Linked DNA regions of Homo sapiens: regions 2, 3 and 4 are each linked to region 1. Evidence: chromatin contacts called from ENCODE Hi-C or POLR2A ChIA-PET data. All regions are on one chromosome and are shown on one strand. The core of a region is the stretch at or near the end of the contact, and the rest is flanking DNA. Distances in the headings are between cores, read along the strand shown. Region 1 holds the start of FEM1A (fem-1 homolog A). Region 2 holds the start of DUS3L (dihydrouridine synthase 3 like). Region 3 holds the start of DAPK3 (death associated protein kinase 3). Region 4 holds the start of PIAS4 (protein inhibitor of activated STAT 4).

What was found. Hi-C counts contacts between places; a loop is a spot of excess contacts on that map. ChIA-PET counts read pairs that join two places held with the same protein, here RNA polymerase II (POLR2A). Pooled maps may share reads with other maps.
Region 2: a map of CD4-positive, alpha-beta memory T cell shows a loop between it and region 1 (21-fold over the local background). The contact joins the promoter of DUS3L here to the promoter of FEM1A in region 1. A Hi-C loop is called at or near these places in 2 of 168 maps with a recorded cell type or tissue (CD4-positive, alpha-beta memory T cell and naive thymus-derived CD4-positive, alpha-beta T cell), 8 of 37 single-sample maps with no recorded cell type and 16 of 50 pooled maps. POLR2A ChIA-PET finds 5 or more read pairs at or near these places in 1 of 52 experiments (activated CD4-positive, alpha-beta T cell).
Region 3: a pooled map shows a loop between it and region 1 (5-fold over the local background). The contact joins the promoter of DAPK3 here to the promoter of FEM1A in region 1. A Hi-C loop is called at or near these places in 3 of 50 pooled maps.
Region 4: a pooled map shows a loop between it and region 1 (28-fold over the local background). The contact joins the promoter of PIAS4 here to the promoter of FEM1A in region 1. A Hi-C loop is called at or near these places in 2 of 37 single-sample maps with no recorded cell type and 7 of 50 pooled maps.

Annotation. Positions count from the first base shown.
Region 1 is chr19:4,790,384-4,793,037 of GRCh38, forward strand. It overlaps FEM1A (fem-1 homolog A), which reads left to right and starts at 1,351. Exons shown (of 1, transcript NM_018708.3): 1 at 1,351-2,654. The coding sequence starts at 1,472. LOC124904620 (a long non-coding RNA gene) reads right to left here and starts at 909. Exons shown (of 2, transcript XR_007067103.1): 1 at 815-909. RefSeq lists enhancers at 1,004-1,661, 1,172-1,441, 1,662-2,318, 1,972-2,031, 2,319-2,654.
Region 2 is chr19:5,789,871-5,792,524 of GRCh38, forward strand. DUS3L (dihydrouridine synthase 3 like) reads right to left here and starts at 1,293. Exons shown (of 13, transcript NM_020175.3): 1 at 1,174-1,293; 2 at 177-465. The coding sequence starts at 1,271. RefSeq lists an enhancer at 1,016-1,475.
Region 3 is chr19:3,969,761-3,972,414 of GRCh38, forward strand. DAPK3 (death associated protein kinase 3) reads right to left here and starts at 1,339. Exons shown (of 9, transcript NM_001348.3): 1 at 1,161-1,339; 2 at 1-69. RefSeq lists enhancers at 1-390, 391-1,022 and silencers at 1-205, 1,194-1,323.
Region 4 is chr19:4,006,434-4,009,087 of GRCh38, forward strand. PIAS4 (protein inhibitor of activated STAT 4) reads left to right here and starts at 1,303. Exons shown (of 11, transcript NM_015897.4): 1 at 1,303-1,354. The coding sequence starts at 1,328. RefSeq lists enhancers at 329-1,220, 737-866, 1,221-2,111 and silencers at 1,067-1,366, 1,397-1,456.

The DNA of each region.
Region 1 (2,654 bases), core at 101-2,600:
TTATTAAAAATGCATTTTATTGTATATATATTACACCTCGAATAAACTTTAAAAATAAAGAATTCGGGTCACCAAAGATTTCTTTTTCATAATATAATTCATTGTTGTCAAAAAATGCCAGGGAATGGATCACCTTACAACTGCTAGAATAGCTATCATCAAAAAGACGAAAGGTAACAAACGTTGGCAAGGATTTGAAGAGAACACTTATACACTACTGATGGTAATTTTAATTAGTATAGCCATTATAGAAAATGGTATGGAAGTTCCAAAGAAAAATTTAAAAATAAAACTACCAGGTGATCCAGGAATCCCACTTCTGGGTCTTTATCCAAAGGAATTGAAGTCAGCACGTCAGGCCGGGCATAGTGGCTCACGCCTGTAATTCTAGCACTTTGGGAGGCTGAGGCGGGCGGATCTCCCAAGGTCAGGAGTTCGAGACCATCCTGGCCAACATGGCGAAACCCGTCTCTACCAAAAATACAAAAATTAGCCGGGCGTGGTGGTGGATGTCTGTAGTCCCAGCTACTCGGGAGGCTGAGGCACGAGAATCACTTGAACCCGGGAGGCAGAGGTTGCAGTGAGCCGAGATTGCGGCATTGCCCTCCAGCCTAGGCAACAAGAGCGAGACGCTGTCTCAAAAACAAAAACCAAAACCAAAAAACCCCACAAAGTTATTGAAAGAAATAAATAAAAATAAATACGTAAATAAAAGAAGGAAATTCTGACACATACTAGAATATACATAAATGTATGTAAATGAATAAATGAATATATGAATGTGAGAATAAGAAGTGAGCGCGTCATTTTTTACCGTTCTCCCAGCTCAAAACGTTTTCGCCCCGTCCAGCTTTTCGGCCTCCTCCGGGCGCCCCCTGCCGGTGGGCCGCTTGCCCGTGCTCCAAGCCCAAAACAGACGCGTCCCCTCTAGTCGCTTTTAGCCTTCGGTCTCGGTCCTGATTGGCTCAGAGTCGCTCGTGATCCCTTTTGGGAAATGTAGTCCTTAAGGGTATCGCGCCTGCTTTTTCTATACGCTCTGACGCAGAGATAGCCACGGGAAGTACGTCACCAAATTTCGCCGGTTCCCACAAGCTAGGTCGTGTGACGCTGCATGACGGGAATTGTAGTCCTCAAATTGCTAGCTTCCGATGCCATGCGCTGCGACTGGAACGCCAATTCCCACCATGCCGCGCGCTCACAGCTCTCAGGGGCTGTCCTGTGGCCTTTGGGGAAGTGTAGTCTTGAGCCCCCAAGATTCCTTTTCTGTTCTATGGAGTGGGCCCGCGCAAAGGACTCCATTTCCCGGCGTGCTGCCATCCGTCGGGTCGCGGCAGCCATTTTGTTCCGCCCGAGGAGACCCTAAGATGGCGGCGAGGGGGACGGTGAAGGTTGCCTCCCGCCCGTCCGGGCTCTGATCCTCCGTCTCCCCGTCCCCCGGCGGCCGGCCCATGGCCTGGCGGAGGCCCGAACCATGGACCTCCGCACCGCCGTGTACAACGCCGCCCGTGATGGCAAGCTGCAGCTGCTCCAGAAGCTGCTCAGCGGCCGGAGCCGGGAGGAACTGGACGAGCTGACGGGCGAGGTGGCCGGCGGGGGAACGCCGCTACTCATCGCCGCCCGCTACGGCCACCTGGACGTGGTGGAGTACCTGGTGGACCGGTGCGGCGCGAGCGTGGAGGCCGGTGGCTCGGTGCACTTCGATGGCGAGACCATCGAGGGCGCGCCGCCGCTGTGGGCCGCCTCCGCAGCCGGCCACCTGGACGTGGTGCGGAGCCTGCTGCGCCGCGGGGCCTCGGTGAACCGCACCACGCGCACCAACTCCACGCCTCTCCGCGCCGCCTGCTTCGACGGCCACCTGGAGGTGGTGCGCTACCTGGTCGGCGAGCACCAGGCCGACCTGGAGGTGGCCAACCGGCACGGCCACACGTGCCTCATGATCTCGTGCTACAAGGGCCACCGTGAGATCGCCCGCTACCTGCTGGAGCAGGGCGCCCAGGTGAACCGGCGCAGCGCCAAGGGCAACACGGCCCTGCATGACTGCGCCGAGTCCGGCAGCCTGGAGATCCTGCAGCTGCTGCTGGGGTGCAAGGCCCGCATGGAACGTGACGGCTACGGCATGACCCCGCTGCTCGCGGCCAGCGTGACGGGCCACACCAACATCGTGGAGTACCTCATCCAGGAGCAGCCCGGCCAGGAGCAGGTCGCAGGGGGAGAGGCTCAGCCTGGGCTGCCCCAAGAAGACCCCTCCACCAGCCAGGGGTGTGCGCAGCCTCAGGGGGCTCCGTGCTGCAGCTCCTCCCCAGAGGAACCACTGAACGGGGAATCTTACGAAAGCTGCTGTCCCACCAGCCGGGAAGCTGCCGTGGAAGCCTTGGAATTGCTGGGAGCTACGTATGTGGATAAGAAACGAGATCTGCTTGGGGCCCTTAAACACTGGAGGCGGGCCATGGAGCTGCGTCACCAGGGGGGCGAGTACCTGCCCAAACCGGAGCCCCCACAGCTGGTCCTGGCCTATGACTATTCCAGGGAGGTCAACACCACCGAGGAGCTGGAGGCGCTGATCACCGACCCGGATGAGATGCGCATGCAGGCCCTGTTGATCCGGGAGCGCATCCTCGGTCCCTCGCACCCGGACACTTCCTATTACATCCGTT
Region 2 (2,654 bases), core at 43-2,542, 1.0 Mb after region 1:
TGAGAACAATGACAAGCCCTACAATGTATCCCGAGGAGAATGAAGACGGAATGGCATCAGAGCAAGCTCACTGCTCGTTGCTGAAGGCCCAGGAGCTTTCTAACAATTACCCGCTGCCAGGAAACACACCCTGCTCCTGCCTGCCCCGGCAGGAATGCTCACGTGGCCGCACTTGCCTGGATTAGGGAGGGACACAGCCTGTTCTTGTCGTAGTTCGTGGGCTTCACATGGGGCCGGCCCTTGTTTTGTCCCCGGGCCCTCTTCTGAGTCTGTAGCTGCTCCCCGGGCTCTGCTGCCTCCTCCGTCTGCCCGTCCGCCGTCTGTCCATCCTCCAGTCGGATCCGCTTAGCCTCAGGCTCAGCCAGCTCATTGCCAGCAGGGTCTCCTACCTCGGTTTCCCGGCAAGTCTTCTCCTGCCCTTTGGCTTCCAGGAATTGGTGAAACTGCTCCTTGGTGGTGAGGTATCTGCCGACAGAAAGGGAAAGGAAAACCCTCCGAACATAGTCAATAAACACTGGGGAAAGGAGGCTAGAAACACTTGCACGTCCTTAAATCCTTCTGCTGATGGGGAGCTCACTACTTAAGAACCAGCCAGCTCCCAGCCTGGGAGCCCCTCACGGCCTCAAAAAAGACCTATTTTGTCCCTGGGTCCTCACTGTCCAAAGTGTTGCGCGAAACTATTATCAGGTTCAGTCAAGAACGTCCCTGCGCACGTTAGGCTGCGAAAAACTACAATTCCCAGCATGCCTTGAAGCGGAGTCTAAGCCACCACATTTCCCAGCACGCCTTTCGGCCCTTCAAACACCGCAGGCCCCAGCACGCCCCGCGGCACTCGCTTCAACCCCAAGACCCGCCAGTAACGGCCGCTGGCAGAGCACATGCGCCGTACGTCCATATGCAGGGACTACAATCCCCAGTATGCAGCGCGGGCCTGGCCTCAAATCCCACCTGCCCTAGCATGCACGTGGTGTCCTTCGCGCATGTGACAGGCCCCAACGTGCACGATCTCAGGTACCTCCGCTGACCACCCTGCAGGCGGAAGAACGGCCCGGAATGAAGAGCCGGTGGCTTCTCGCCCTCAGCCGCTGCCTAATCTCCCGGCATGCACAGCTCGGACCGCGCTATGGGTGCCGGAAAAGGCCCTTCAGCTTCCCTCCTGCCCCGGCGACTCACTGACGCTTAATGGGCGCCACTCCTCGTTCCAAAGCTCCGGCTCCCGAGTCGCCACCACCACCATTCTCTAGAGGAGCCTCCGCCGTTCCCTCCGCCATCGGCGCCCCTCACATCCGCTCTGGAGTGTGGCGGGAAGACCTTCCGGGTCACGCGTGTCTTCCCTGATTGTGCTGGGGAAGTGCGCATGCTCATGTCGTTCCAATGACGCCATTGCTCGCTCGTGACGCCACGGGGGCGGTGCCTGCACATGGGTGGAGCCTCAGGTCCTATATAAACTAGAGCCTGGCCAATTGCGAACTGGACTGCAATCAGCTTCTGGACTGAGGAAATTTAACTGTTAGGGTGTTTTGGAGGTTTTTGTCTTTGTTGTTCTGTTGAAACGGTTTCGTTCTGTCGCCCAGGCTGGAGTGCAGCGGTACGATCACGACTCACCGCAGCCTCGTCCTGGGCTCAAGCTATCCTCCCACCTCAGCCTCCCAAGTAGCTGCGTCTACAGACATGCACCAATAGGCCTGGATAATTTTTAAATTTTTTGTAGAGACGAGGTCTTGCCAGGTTGCCCAGGCTGATCTTGAACTCTTGGGCTCAAGCGATTCTCCCACTTTGGCCTCCCAAGCATTGGGATTACAGGCGTGAGCCATGGTTCCCGGCCCCTGCTAGGGTTTTTAAAAATGTAAATTAGGGGTCGGGAGCGGTGGCTCACGCCTGTAATCCCAGCACTTTGGGAAGCCGAAGCGGGCGGATCACTTGAGGTCAGCAGTTTGAGACCAGCCTGGCCAACATGGTGAAACCCCGTCTCCACTAAAAATATAAAAAATTAGCTGGGCGTTGTGGCACATACCTGTAATCCCAGCTACTTGGGAGGCTGAGGCAGGAGAATCGCTTGAACCCGGGAGGTGGAGGTTGCAGTGAGCTGAGATCACGCCATTGCACTCCAGCCTGAGGGACAGAGCGAGACTGTCTCTAAATAAATAAATAAATAAGGCCGGGTGTGGTGGCTCACGCCTGTAATCCCAGCACTTTGGGAGGCCGAGGTGGGCACGTCAGGAGTTCGAGACCAGCCTGGCCAACATGGCGAAACCCCGTCTCTACTAAAAATACAAAAATTAGCCAGGCATGGTGATGGGCGCCTGTAATCCCAGCTACTCAGGAGGCTGACGCAGGAGAATCGCTTGAACCTGGGAGGCGGAGGTTACGGTGAGCCGAGATCGGCCGTTTCACTCCAGCCTGGGCGACAGAGCAAGACTCCATCTCAAAAAAAAAAAAAAAAAGTAAATTACACTACTTTTATGCAGGACATTAGTTTCAACAAATAATTAGTTGAGCATCTGTATGCCAGATGCTGTGCTAGATGCTGGGGGCGTGGTAGTAAACAAAACGGAGAAATCATTACCTTTAAGAGCTAACTTGGGAGTCGGAAACACAGACGAAAAACATAATACTCCTCGGAATTTTGGAGATTGGTTCCAAGACCGCATATA
Region 3 (2,654 bases), core at 89-2,588, 820 kb before region 1:
TTCCACTCCAGGGAAAGTGCAGTCACCGCAGCCTGGAGATAGGACCTCAGGAGTCCCCTAATGGCAACCCTGGAGAAGACAGGGAAAGACAGAAGTGAGGAACTGAGACACCACCCTTTTCTCCTAGATTAATGGACAGACCTGTCCAGCAAACACAAGCCTCCCACCTCTCCACTCTGAAGCTCCAAACTCGACAAAAAGAGGTGCTGTGTTTACTGGGCTGGGTCCTGTCATGTCACCTCTTAGAGCCCCATAACCACTCAAAAGTTTGGTAACAGCCCCACTGGGCCACCTTCACCCCGCAAAACTCTCTCCAGACACATAATTCTGATTTCCCCGACGCTGCCTGCGTCTTTTTTTGCCTCTCACTCCTAGACTTCTCTCAACCTGCTCAGCCAAAATCCCCCACCATTCCTGCACGTTCTCCTCAACCTCAAATCCCAGGGCTACCTTACTCCCTGGCCAATGTCTTAACGAAGTTCTCAAGTCTACTTCTTTTGTTGTTGGTGTTGTTGTTTTTTGAGAAGGAGTCTCGCTCTGTCGCCCTGGCTGGAGTGCAGTGGTGCAATCATGGCTCACTGCAGCCTGGAACTCCAAGGCTCAAGCGATCGTCCCAGGCCTCCCAAAGTGCTGCCATTCCGATCAAAATTCCCAAGTTACTACCTTAACCCCTCCTGGTCCTTGCCCTCGGCAGGTCTCTTAAGACCCTCATCGATGGAACACCCCCGCCCACCCCCAACCATCTCTGACTCCCTCCAATTCTGAATTTTCCAAGAACCGGACGACGCCTTCCACGCTCCTGAAAGCCCACTTTGCCTCCCTCCCCCGCTGACCTCCACTGTCCTCGCAAGATTAACCTCTTCCTCCACGCTCCATGTATCAAAGTCCCCCAACCGCCGTCTCCCCTACCCCCCAAAACGGGCCGCCAAAAAGGGCCCCATCTGAGTCTCCTCCACCGTCCTCTGCCCCTTCTCGCCCGCAATCTCCGCACAAGCCCCTAGGCAGACCCCAGTGGCTCCCTTTGCAGAACCTCCCCCCGCCCCCAAGGCCTTGCCCATCCCTAAGGCTCCGCTCCAGCATCCCTGGGGCCGCTACGCCCCTCGCACGCCCGGCCGAGCCCTTTCCCCGGCCCGGTCACCCAGATGGGTCCCCAAACCTACCAGCTCCTCAGATTCTCTCCCTCCCTCGTCCTCCGCGGGCCCCCGAAGCGCCGCTCTGGCCCCACCCAGCCCTCCAGCCTCGGCCCGAGCCCGCTCTTTACCCTCCGCAGCCCGGAGAATACGGCCGGCGCCGCCGCGCTGGCCACCGCCGCCGCCTCCAGAAGCCCCGCGCCCCTGCCGCCGCGACGCGCCTGCGCCGACGTCACCGCACCCGCCAGTGCCCACCCCCGGGAAACGAACCCCGCCGCCTATTGGCCGGTGCGCCCGCCGCTCGTGCCGCACCTCGACGTCCCGCCCCCAGCTGCCTTTTCGGCACCCACACCCGGATGCAGCCTCACCACTGGCTGAACACTCGCCATCCCTGATTTCATTGGCTGCAGTCGACGCTGGTCAAGCGGACGGAAAAAAGGCCGACTTCCGGTCCCTTCATCGCCCCGCCCGCCTCTCCTCTGACCCAGGTGCTGAAGCTGCGAGAAGTGAGGCTGAAGCCCTGCATCCCGCTTCCTGCCTTCCTGGAGCACCGGTTGGGCGAATGGATGGCTCACCTGTGGCCGAGCGCGCCTGGCAGCTCCTGGAGTGGACCCTGGGACTGCTTTAGTCCCTATGTGGCAGTTTCCTCCACTGAAAACTGTTACCCACATTCTAAATACTTAAAATGCAAATGAGGTCAATCTGGGGTTGTCATACACAGGGTCCCTCTTCGTCTCAAAATAGAGGGTAACAGCAAGCATTTTATTGAGACATAGTATGTGCCAACTGACAACACTGGGAGGTATCAGGTTTGTTTTTTTTTTAATTTTATTTTTTGAGACAGGGTCTCACTCTGTCACCCAGGCAGGAGTGCAGCGGCGGTATCCAGCTCACTGCAACCTCCACCTCCCGGGTTCAAACGATTCTCGTGCCTCAGCCTCCCAAGTAGCTGGGATTACAGGTGCCCATCACCACGCCCGGCTAATTTTTGTATTTTTAGTAGAGACGGGGTTTCACCATGTTGCCCAGGCTGGTCTCGAACTCCTAAGCTCAGGTGATCCGGCACCTCAGCTTTCCAAAGTGCTGAGATTACAGGCGTGAGCCATTGCGCCCGGCCTAAATTCATTTTTTATTATTATTTTGAGACGGAGTCTCGCTCTGTCACCCAGGCTGGAGTACACTGGCACAATCTCGGCTCACTGCAAGCTCCACCTCCCAGGTTCACGCCATTCTCCTGCCTCAGCCTCCCGAATAGCTGGGACTACAGGCGCCCGTCACCACGCCCAGCTAATTTTTTGTATTTATTAGTAGAGACAGGGTTTCACCGTGTTAGCCAGGATGGTCTCGATCTCCTGACCTCCTGATCCGCCCGCCTCGGCCTCCCAAAGTGCAGGAATTACAGGCATGAGCCACCTTGCCCAGCCTTTTTTTTTTTTTTTTTTTTTTTTTGAGACAGTCTCCTTCTATCGTCCAGGCTGGAACGCAGTGGTGAGATCTGGGCTCACTGCAATCTCTGCCTCCTGG
Region 4 (2,654 bases), core at 53-2,552, 780 kb before region 1:
TGGGCAACACAGCAAGGCTCTCAAAAAAAAAAAAAAAAAAGGCTGGGCATGATGGCTCATGCCTGTAATCCTAGTACTTTGGGAGGTTGAAGCGGGCAGATCACTTGAGGTCAGGGGTTGCAGAAAAGCCTGGCCAAAAAAAAAATTAGCTGGGCGTGGTGGCAGTCGCCTGTAATCCCACCTACTTGGGAGGCTGAGGCAGGAGAATCCCTTGAACCCGGGAGATGGAGGTTGCAGTGAGCTGAGATCGCGCCATTGCACTCCAGCCTGGGCAACAAGAGTAAAACTCCGTCTCGAAAATAAATAAATAAATAACAATTTGGTATTTCATCCATCATGGACTCTTTTGCACTGATTTTTTTATGTTTAAAGTGTTGGACTAGCCAGGTGTGGTGACTCGCGCCTGTAATCCCAGCACTGTGGGAGGCCCAGACAGAAGGATCATTTAAGCCCAGACATTCGAGACCACCCTGGATAACATAATGAGATCCTCGTCTCTACAAAAATAAAAATAAAAAATAAATTGCACTAAAATACTTGATTATTGAAGTTTGAAATCCACTTCTACGGGCACGAAGCCACTTAGCTCCAAAGCCAAGGAGCGCTTTGGAGAAGAGGTCCCAACTGGTGCAGATCCAAGGTTTCCCATGGGTGGGGAGGCAGGATGGGGGGGGCGCCTGCAAAGAGGTGAGGGCTGTACGATCTCCAAGGAATTTGGGAGCAGGGGTCCCGCTTTTCTCCGCCGGGCGCCCCCAGCCAGCTGGTTGCCGAGCCCACGCCCCATCTGCACACCAGGACCCGGATGTGCAGCGCGCGGGGTGTCTGGGCCCGTGGAGCCTGCACCGCGCTGCGCTGCAAGGCGCCTCACTGTACGCACTGGCGGCCGTTGCGGCGGAGCAACCATCCCCTGCCCGACGCCGCCGGGAGTCTGGAGACGCACCTGGCGGCCGCCGCGCGCAGGAAGCCACGGCACCTAGCTGCATTGTTGTCGCTGCCACCGCCCCCTCTCGCCTTCCCTCCCTAGAGGAAACCGAGCACCCGTCCCCACCTGCGCAGGGCTAGTACCACTTTAAGGAGTCAGGCGCCGCCGGGGTAGGCGTGGTCGCCGCGAGCGGGGGGGGGGGCGCTGGTGTAGGACGGACCTGATTGGCCGGAGGCCCGGGCGGTGGCCGCGCGCGCCTGCGCAGGAGGCAGCAGCGCGCACCGGCGGCGGGAGGAGCGCGCGCGGGTGCTAATTGGCCCGGGCGGCGGCCCCGCCCGCGAGTGGTGAGCGGTCACGTGACGCGACGGCTGGGGGCTCCCGGCGCGGGGGACGCTGGTGACCAAGATGGCGGCGGAGCTGGTGGAGGCCAAAGTGAGTGAGCGGTGGCGGCGCCGGCCGGGGCAAGTGGGCGAGAGGGCGGGGGCCGGGCCGCAGGTCGAGGTCTGCGCCTTCTGTCCGGGGCCCCACAGCGCGGCCGGCCCGCGGCTCGCCGTCCCGGCCCCCAGACCCCGACCCCCGGTCTCAGGGTGAGGGCGGGGGGCGGGGAGGCCGGGGGCGGGGCCCTCCTGCCTCACCCAGGTCTTCGCGCCGGGGGTCGCTCCCCCGGCTTCAGGCAGGGTCCCCCCACCCAGCCCGAGCCCTTAGGGTCCCGGTCCCTGAGCGCCAGGCCAGGGCCGCGCCTCCCGGTTGAGGCACCGTCCCGCCGGGATGCGGGACGTGTTGAGCTACTCGTTGCCCTCTTGGTTCCGAGCCGGGGTCCTTGCTTTTTGGCTGGTGTGTTGGGGGGAGTGTCTGCGCCTCCCCGCCCACAGGGCTCCCAGGACTGCTATCTGGGTCTCGTCCCCGCCCAACAGGCCAGGCTGGGGTTTGCGAGTCTCCTGCTCGGAAGGGTCCCCCGAGTCCTGGATAGTGTCCTGCCACCGTCCAGGTGGAGGAGTCAGGGCCCTGAGACCACCCCCAAGACACGGCACGTCCTCTTGGGGTCTGGAGTTCAGGCTCGGTCTTGAGCCCCTCTTCAGCTCCTGCATTGGTCCCAGAACCCCGCCCCCTTCCCGACACCGTCTCTCACACGCCGGAGTGGGCGCTTGGGGGAAGGCTGGGCCCTCCCTTTCCCTCCCCATAGGATGGAGTTCGGACCACTCTTCTTGGTCACAGACCTTCTTTATTCTCCTTTTTTTAATCTTAAATCCTGGACTGTGCTTTGGTCCTACCTCGTTCCTCTCGGGACAGAATCTGAGGCTACTGATTCTGCTTCAGGGGGCTCTAAACCTCACCTGTGCAGCATCAGATACTGTCCTCAAACCTTGGCTGCTTCTCCTATTTTCTGCTCTTGAGCGAGTCTACTTCTTAGGTCAGACACCCACCCTCCCCCTACACAGCCCCCAGAACTTTTATGCACCCCAACTTTGGTTTCTAAGGTCCCCTCTCTTTCTGCCTATTCTCTTTTGTTGATCTCTGGAGGGTCCCCACTGGGTCCAAGGCTGGCCTCTTTAGAACAACTGTTGCTGCTGCTCTATTATACTTTGGGTCCTGTCCAGGTCCCATGTCCCATAGATACCATCTCCTAGCTTGGAACCACTTTTAATCATCCTGGGATTGAGCTCAGAGTATCCCCATTCCAGGGGATGTACCTTCTTGTAGGTGCCTACCTAGAGCTGAGGGTCTAAAACCC